2 separate regions of the Homo sapiens genome follow, and region 1 is linked to region 2. A link is a contact called in ENCODE Hi-C or POLR2A ChIA-PET data. All regions are on one chromosome and are shown on one strand. The core of a region is the stretch at or near the end of the contact, and the rest is flanking DNA. Distances in the headings are between cores, read along the strand shown.

Region 1 (4,378 bases), core at 1,750-4,249, 270 kb before region 2:
CAATACTCCATGCATATTGTCACACATTGATGCCAGGAGGGTAATGTGTCCTGACTCCATGGTGAGGACAATGGAAATTTTGCATTTGGAACACTCACAGACTCTACCCTGTGTCTGTCTTCCATTGTCTAATTTTAATCTGTATTCTTTCTGTGTAATAAACTATAACTGTGAATATAATAGCTTCCAGTGAGTTCTGTAAATCACTCTACAGAATTATTAAATCTGAGGGTCATTTTGCAAACCCCTCAAACTTGCAGTCAGTGTCAGAGGTGAGGGTAGTCTTGGAGACTGTGCCATTAAACTTTACAGTTTGGTTGACTCCAGGTAAATACTATAGAGCAAAAATAATGAAAATGGTACACTGTTGGTGCAAGAGTAAATAAATTAATAGCGTAATGGAGAAAATGTAGAAACACTGAACTCTACATAAAAAATTAGTATATGATGAAATAGCAGTTATTTTATTTTAAATTTTTTTTACACAAATAAGTTCTTTAGCAGTGATTTCTGAGATTTTGGAACAACCGTCACCCAAGCAGTGTACACTGCACCCAGTGTGTAGTCTTTTATCCCTCACCCTCTTTCCCCGCTTTGCCCCAAGTCCCGAAAGTCCACTGTGTCATTCTTATGCCTTTGCATCCTCACAGCTTAGCTCCCACTTATGAGTGAGAACGTATGATGTTTGGTTTTCCATTCCTGAGTTACTTCACTTAGAATAATGGTCTCCAGTTCCATCCAGGTTGCTGCAAATGCCATTATTTTGTTCCTTTTTATGGCTGAGTATATAATATTTTCAGTATTCCATGTATTATACACCATATTTTCTTTATCTGCTCATTAATTGATGGGCATTTGGGCTGGTTCCATATTTTTGCAATTGTGACAAAGTAGCATTTTAAATCAATGAGGACAGGAAGGGACTTTCAATAAATGATGCTGTAACAATTGGCTTATCATTTAGAAAAGTTTTCTGCTTTAGAACACACAACTCCACATGTATTAAGAATATAAATGTGAACAATAAAAATATAGAAAAGATATCTGTGTAAAGAAGTTATTTCTATGCTTAATGGCAAAATTTTAAAAAAATTGAGAGATTTGATTATTTAAAATGAAAACAGTTCTGATCAGCAGATAATCTGCACAAACAAAATCAAGTCAAATGAAAAACTGGAATCATACATTTGGAATACATAATACAGAAGAAGGATTAATATGTTCTACACACACACACATTTTATACATATATATATATATTTTTTTTTTTTTTTTTTTTGAGACAGGGTCTCACTCTGTCACCCAGACTGAAGTGCAGTGGCACAATCTTGGCTCCCTGCAGCCTTGACCTCTTGGGCTCAAGTGATCCACCTTGGTCTCCCAAAGTGTTGGACGTGAGCCACCACACCTAGTATATTCAATATGTTTTTTAAAGCCCTTACAAATCAACAATGTAAAAAAACTTGTGGGGAGCCTGAGGGAATTCGCCCATACAAATAAACACAAATATCCAGTAAACACTCACAAATTGAATTCAACCTTAAATGACAGAAAAATACAAATTAAAACAATTAGAAGGTATGAATTTTTACTTATAGCAAGTATCGTTTAAATGATAATACCCAGTTTTTTTTAATTATACTTTAAGTTTTAGGGTACATGTGCACAATGTGCAGGTTTGTTACATATGTATACATGTGCCATGTTGGTGTGCTGCACCCATTAACTCGTCACTTAGCATTAGGTATATCTCCTAATGCTATCCCTCCCCCTTCCCCCCACCCCACAACAGGCCCTGGTGTGTGATCTTCCCCTTCCTGTGTCCATATGTTCTCATTGTTCAATTCCCACCTATGAGTGAGAAAATGTGGTGTTTGGTTTTTCGTCCTTGCGATAGTTTGCTGAGAATGATGGTTTCCAGCGTCATCCAGATAATAGCCAGTTTTGATAAATATTCAGAGAAATAAAACTTTCTCACTGGACCAACAGGGGTGGATATTAGTACAGTTTTTTTGGAGGACAATGTGATAATGTGTATCAAATGTCTTTAAAACATTCATGTCCTTTGAACACATAGAAATGTACTCCTAATAAACAATTATGAATTATTTGTCTATGAGAATATTCATAATAACACACTAGGAAACAACCAAATGTCGAATAATATGGGAACAGTTAAATACAGCTACCATGTAGCCATGAAAAATGATGTTGGAGAATAACAGCATAGAAGAATGATGTCCACAAGATGGCAGAATAGGAAGTCCCAGCCCTCATTCTTCTACAGAAACACAGATTTAATAATGATGTAAGTAACAAAATACCTTTATGAGAAGACTAATTCTAATTAACAGCTTGCAGTACCCTTGGATAGGCACAAAACCAAGAGCAGCTGTGCTGAAACAGATAACAAAATGAATTTCACTTTATCTACATCAGCCCCTTGCCCAAATCAGCACAGTTCAGTGACTCCTCCTTTGTGGGGAGTGGGGGAGAGTGGGGAAAATGTCCAATGGTTCCCAGCCTTTCAAGATGCTCCCCAAGGGGCTAGTTTAGCACACACAGAGTGTTGAAAAGATTGGTATTGTTACAGTAACTAGACAGGCATGAGCAGGGCAGGAGAAGGCTCTCCCCCAACCCACCAGGAATGTCAGGTGTCCCTCAGGTGATGGTTCGGCAGTTACCACACTGCTTCCCTAAAAATGATAATTTGGCAGCTGTTGCCAAAGGGCTGGTTTATGCTCTGCGTCACAAGGAGTGAAGAAAATGAAATAGTCCAGATTCCTGGGGCAGGTGTTGCTGGCATGGCTCTGAGAGATTGGGATAATGCGCATAACTGAGGCTTCTCCCTTAGGAAAGAAGGGAAAGAAAGGAAACTGTGAAAGAAGCCTTTCACAGTGCTGATTGAGAGGCCAGTTTCGATCTTGCCTCACACAGATCACTGATGGAACAGACACAGTCAAACACCAGAGGGAGCAAGAGATATGGGCTCCTGAAAGAAAAACGCTGAATACCTAGAGCAGCTAGGAATGAGGGCCCTGAATCTCTAGCTGAGTTGATTGATGAAGGCCTTTCCTAATCAAAGCCAGTCTGTAAAGACTGTGAAAAGGGACTGTTTTTTCAGGTGTACAAACACCAATGCAAAGCTACAAGGACATGAAGAATCAGGAAAATGTAACACAATTAATAGAACGAAAGAAATCTCCAGTAACTGATCATAAAGAAATGTAAATTTATGAACTGCCGGACAAAGGATTCAAATAATCGTCTTAAAGAAGCACAGCAAATTGCAAGAGAACACAGATAGACAACTACAAGAAATCAGGAAAATGATACATGAACAAACTAAGAATATCAACAGAAACAGAAATTATGAAGAACCAAACAGAAATTCTGAAGCTGAATATAATAACTGATCTTAAAAATTCACTAAGGGGCTTCAATAGTGGACTTGATCAAGCAGAAAAAAATAATCAGGAAACTAGAAGACAGGTCATTTAAAATTATCCAGCCAGGAGAGCAAAATGAAAAAGAATGGAAACAGTGAATAAAGCCTAAGGGAATTATGGGACACTATAAAGTGAAACAGTTTATGCATTACGGGAATCCCAGAAGGAGAAGAGTGAAAAAAAAAAGAAAGCCTATTTAAAGAAATAATGGCTGAAAACTTCCAAGATCTGGGGAGATAAATAGCCAGATTCATGAAGCTTAAAAAAATCCCAAATTGGATGAACCCTATATACAGAGACATATTATAATCCAATTATCAAAAGCTGAGACAAAGAAAAATTAAAAAACAAGAGAAAAGTGACTCATCATTTACGAGAAGCCCCCATAAGACTGTCAGTGGATTTCTCAGCAGAAACCTTGTGGGTCAGAAGGGAGTGAGGTAATCTATTCAAAGGGCTGAGTGGGGGTAGTGGGGGAAAAACACCCTGCTAGCCAAAAATACATTACCTGTCAAAACTGTCCTTCAGAAATGAGGGAGAAATAAAAAATGTTCCAGACAAACAAAAAATGGAGAAATTCCATTACCACTAGACCTGTCTTACAAGAAATACTAAGTGGAGTTCTTCAAGTTGAAATGAAAGGACACTAAACAGCAATATGAAAGCACACGAAAGTATAAAACTTAGTAGTAAAAGTAAATACATTGACCAACACAGAAAACTGTGGTAATGTAATGTTGGTGGATACATTTAGCTCTAGTATAAAAGTTAAATGAAAAAAGTTTAAAAAATAACTATAAATATGAAAATTTATGGATAGATATACAATATTAAAAGAAGATAGAAGCTGGGTATAGTGGCTCACACCTATAATTCTAACACTTTGGGAGGCTGAAGATTGCTTGAGCCCAGGAGCTGGAGACCAGCCT
Region 2 (4,889 bases), core at 1,263-3,762:
TTGGCTGGAAGGCTTAGCTTAGTTCTAGTTCCAGCAGGTAGAGGAATGAAACCCAAAATCTGAAAGTCAGGAGGCAGGAGGAAATGTTACAGCTCTCTGAGAATGGGGCTGCCCAGGGGTAGAATTGTGGGCAACAAAATTCATTCCAGCTTCCCCACCAGCTGATGAGAACTGAGCTCCTAATATAGTCCTGGGCCTGGTCAGAATTAGTCAAGTGCTACTGAAAGCTGAGCCTCCGAGTTAGAGTACTTTTTTTCTATGGAGCTGAGAAAGGCAGGCCAATAGCTAGGTCTCATCTCCTCTTCTGAGGTCACATAGCCTATCTGCTCAGGGCTAGAAATCTCACAAGTATGTTTTCTACACTAGTGATTCGCAACTGTCACTATACATTGAAATCACCTAAACAGCTCTAAAAGATAGGATGCCTGGGTCCCACTCTCAGAGTCAGATGAGGAATCTGTGCATTAGGATTTTTCAAAGCTCCCCAAGTAATTCTCATATGCAGCTAAGGTGGAGAACTGCTGTTCTACCACTTTTCAGGTCACCACCCAATTTTCACTTCATTTACATGGCTGAAAACAGAAGTTGTGTGACCTCCTCCCTCACCAGCACAATCCTTTCCCACAGCCCCCATCCTCCCTCTGAAAGAAGTGATTGGGTCATGTAATTATCTGGCGTCCTTCCCAAAGCTAAACCATGTGATCCTTGGTTCTCTCTCCTGGGTGTACACTGTTCTTTCCCTCTGTTTACTTGTGACAGCCCCACTTACCTTCATCCCTGCCTCCTGGGCCCAACTCTAGCATCTGCCATCTTTGTTGGCCCTGCAGCCATGCCTGCTGCATCAGCTTCTCTGTCTGGAAGTATCCAAGAGTGATCACTTTTGTTTCCGTATGATTTGTGTAACACTCACTCTCCACATGATCCTTCATAGATTAGTTGGTTTCCTTTACCTTTCCATCAATGTGGATCAAAATCAAACTAGGTATTCAGGACATGAGTTGACTCAAATAGCAGCTGGGTATACTCAATTACTTTTCAGTTTTCTTCTGGCTCTCACTTTCCTTGATACATTGCCAATAAAATAAATGATAACAATAACAATAATAATAAAATCTGGACTGGGATAAGCCAGTATTTTAAATTAGTTTTAAAAAGTCAGAAGCATACAATGTTTCAAAGACATTGCATTTCTTTCTTATGTGAAAGAGTCATTGAGACTTGTTGCTAACAAACTGTTACCAAGTAAATCCTATAAGAAATAGTTTTCTGTTCAGAAAGAAGTTTACCTGCCAATTACTTAAGATATATAACAAATTCTAAGTATTACTATTAGAAAGGAGGACACTAAATTAACACTATGTACGAACAATACGTTTGGATCTAGAAAACAAAATGATTGACTTTTTTAAAGAATTAATGACAGTTGTGTAGTCAGAATTACGGAAATGGAAACTTAGGAAAATCATTACAGAAAGATATGGAAATGGAAACTTAGGGAAATCTATTAGTACCTAGATGGTTTAAATATTCTTTTAAAGTTGTATTTATGCTTTTAATTTGCTTTGCACACAGCTGCTTCACAAAAGAGCAAAAATAAACTCTGACCACATCTTATGTTAACGATTTTATACTCTTAAGTATTGTACTAGGCGAATGTACCTATTAAAAGACATCTTCTTTAGACAGCCTTTCTGAGGGCCAGAGTAGATTGAACTAAGAGCAACAGGCATCTGCACTTGTCTGGCTTTCTAGTGCCCCTCCCCCATCCTCCTCTGGGACTCCCCACCTCCCTATTATCCAGCAACTGAAAGGTTAAAGGCCTGACCCAGCAGGTGACAGTCCAACCCAGTGCTGGTCTTCTTACCCTCCTTGCTGCACCGCACTTCTGACTTAGGGACACATTTCAGGATGGCTTATTTGATCTGTGTAGAATCCAAGAAGTGATCTGATTCAAAGATCACCCATCTCTCACAAAAGCAGCCCTCTCAGTTTCTCAAGAAGATCAATTATTACATACAGGTTTATGACTCAGCCACAGAAAAGCAGTCCCATCAATCTGCTTGTGTTCATTTTTCATTTTAGCTTAATGGGTGTTTGCTCAGTGTCCAGGTTTTATCTATATTTGCAAATTCACTTTATTATTTTAAGCAATATTTTAGAAGTTGAAATTAATCTTATAAAGTTGTATAGCTTTTAGGACATTTTCTTTTCCCATTAAAATACAAGAACCATATTCTAGTTTTCATTTTGTGGAGTCAAAAACATACACGTGTATGAAGTGTCTATGAGTCAAGCACTTCCTCGTTATTTTTTGAGTTTTTGGGAAATCACAAAACACCCTTTGAATAGCAGGTAAAAAGGGCATTATATAGTTAGAGGAAAGCACTCCTGTGCTGGCAGTCAGTAGTATGTCGATGTTTCTATTAAGTGAAAGAGTGTTGACTTCTGCTTCTTCAATCCTCCCTCTCCAAGCTATGGAAATTGAAATTTCTCATTAGGCCACGAGGTGGCAGATTAATTGCAGAAAAAAAAAATTCTAGTATGAAAGCAATACAGAAATTTCTTCAGCTAAAGGGAAATAAATATCCTTTCTCCAACTAATACCCCTGTGTGGTACACCTCTCTGACCAGAAGTTACACTTGCTAAGAGACCCAGTGGTTTAAGAGCATTTCTTACATGTTTTCCTGTTTCTTTGAAAGAAAGAAAAAAAATCTCTTTGACCACTTCCTAATGATCTTCCTGAACACGCAGCTTGCTTGAGTCCTGGTGGAAAAGGCCTTGTATGGAAGCCCCAGGGACAACTTCCACCACTGAGGAATTTTCAGTCTTCTGCATCTGTCAATCAACTGAACCATTTATAGCTGGTGTCTTCTTTTCTCGTGCCCATAAGCCCTGTCACTGTTGAGCTGGGCCCACCTTAAGACTGATGTCCTTTGCAATTTCTGGGACTACTGCAAGTGCTCCTAACTGTCCTCCCTGCCTCCAGCCTTCCAACCTGCAGCCACTCGAGTTGCCTTCCTACACGTCAGAGCCGACCATGCCATTCTCCTGCTTAAAAACCCATCTCACTGGCTATGGGACCAAATGAAACCTTCAATGCTTGACACACAAGCCTTTTCCAACGTGGCCGACAAACACACACTTGCACAAACACACCCACACACACATACTTATTAATTCAGTAACACAGACATTTAGCAGTTCACCAAACATGCCTGATTTTTCACAACTCTGCATACTCTGTTTCCTCTATCTAGAATGTTCTTCCCTGTCTGTATCTGGCAAACCCTAAATCCCGCACGATGCTTTGCCTAACCTCTCAGGTAGACCCGCAGTGTTGCTGCTGTGAAAGGAAAATAACTCTTGGGACCCCCAAATCACTACACTAAAGAAAAAAGTCAAGCTGGAAATTGCTTAAGGCAAAACTGCCTCCCATTCTATTCAGAGTCATCCCTCTGCTCACTGAAATAAATGCGTATCTGATTGCCTCCTTCTGAAAGGCTAATCAGAAACTCAATGCAAATGGTTATTGAGAAACCAATGGTTATTTGTCTCTCACCTACTTATGACCTGGAAGCACCACCCCCCCGCCCTCACCTTTCTGGACAGAACCAATGTACATCTTACATATATTGATTGATGTCTCATGTCTCCCTAAAATGTATGAAACCAAGCTGTGCCCTGACTACCTTGAGCATATATCGTCAGGACCTCCTGAGGCTGTGTTATGGGCATGCATCCTTAACTTTGGCAAAATAAACTTTCTAAATTGATGAAGACCTGTCTCACATATTTTGAGTTAATAATTTGGTGACCAACGTAAGTGACTCGGAATGGAGGTGGCTCTGGCCTTTGGAAAATCTTCTATGGCCACTTGGTACAAGCTTGAGCTATCTTTATGGCTCAAACTGTCACAGGCGTTTGAATCAGAGCAACTCCATTTTGAATATGGGCTGGGTGAGGTAAGGCTAAAACCTACCGGGCTGCATTCCCGGGATGTTAGACATTCTAAGTCACAGGATAAGATAGGAGGTCAACACAAGATACGGATCATAAAGACCTTGCTGATAAAACAGGATGTGGCAAAGAAGCTAGCCAAAACTCACCAAAACCAAGATGGCAATGAAAGTGACCTCTGGTCGTCCTCACTGCTTAGCATGCGTTAGCATGTTAAGAGACACTCCCACCAGCACCATGACAGTTTACAGATGCCATGGCAACATCAGGAAGTTACCCTATATGGTCTAAAAAGGAGACAAACCCTCAGTTGTGGGAATTACCTACCCCTTTCCTGGAAAACTCATGAATAATGTACCCCTTGTTTAGCATATAATCAAGAAGTAGCAATAAGCATCATCAGTACAGCAGCCCATGCTGCTGCTCTGCCTATGGAGTAGCCATTCATTCTTCCTTTACTTTCCTAATAAACTTGCTTTCACTTTACTCTATGGACTCGCTCCAAATTCTTTCTTGGGTGAGATCCAAACCCTTTCTTGGGGTCTAGATTGGGACCCCTTTCTGATAACATCTTCCTGGCAAACTTCAAAGGGGTGATACTGAGGAGACCCACCCCCCAACAACAAAGGAAACAGGTCGCAGCACCAATCAGCTGACTTTGGGTGAGTGGTGAGGTATCTGGGTAAAGGATGGGATTGGGTTAGAGGCCCAGCTTAGGGGAGTTAGAGTTTCTCCCAAGACAGAGTGGGGTTAAAGGCCCCTCTTAATAAGGGCAAGGACACCTGACCAAACTTGGGTTGGAAGCCCAACTTAGGAAGGTTAGAGTCCTTCCTAAGAGTTAAGGGGTTAGAAACCGCCCCCTCCCCGCAGTAAAATCCCTCTCTGCTAAGAATGGGTTCAGCACTACGGGGTGTTATACGCTATTCTCTTT

What was found. A loop is a pair of places that touch in the nucleus more often than their neighbours do. ChIA-PET counts read pairs that join two places held with the same protein, here RNA polymerase II (POLR2A). Pooled maps may share reads with other maps.
Region 1: a map of naive thymus-derived CD4-positive, alpha-beta T cell shows a loop between it and region 2 (21-fold over the local background). The contact joins two enhancer-like sites. A Hi-C loop is called at or near these places in 17 of 168 maps with a recorded cell type or tissue (A673, CD4-positive, alpha-beta memory T cell, Calu3 and 13 more), 8 of 37 single-sample maps with no recorded cell type and 19 of 50 pooled maps. POLR2A ChIA-PET finds 5 or more read pairs at or near these places in 2 of 52 experiments (B cell and PC-9).

Annotation. Positions count from the first base shown.
Region 1 is chr7:106,735,297-106,739,674 of GRCh38, reverse strand. No RefSeq gene overlaps it. Among named protein-coding and RNA genes, the nearest start is that of LINC02577, 38 kb to the left of the region's middle. Within about 2 kb of position 2,999, at least 3 of the 41 ENCODE cell types and tissues checked have a DNase peak (open chromatin) inside an H3K27ac peak, as active enhancers do.
Region 2 is chr7:106,460,199-106,465,087 of GRCh38, reverse strand. No RefSeq gene overlaps it. Among named protein-coding and RNA genes, the nearest start is that of CTB-30L5.1, 140 kb to the left of the region's middle. Within about 2 kb of position 2,512, at least 2 of the 41 ENCODE cell types and tissues checked have a DNase peak (open chromatin) inside an H3K27ac peak, as active enhancers do.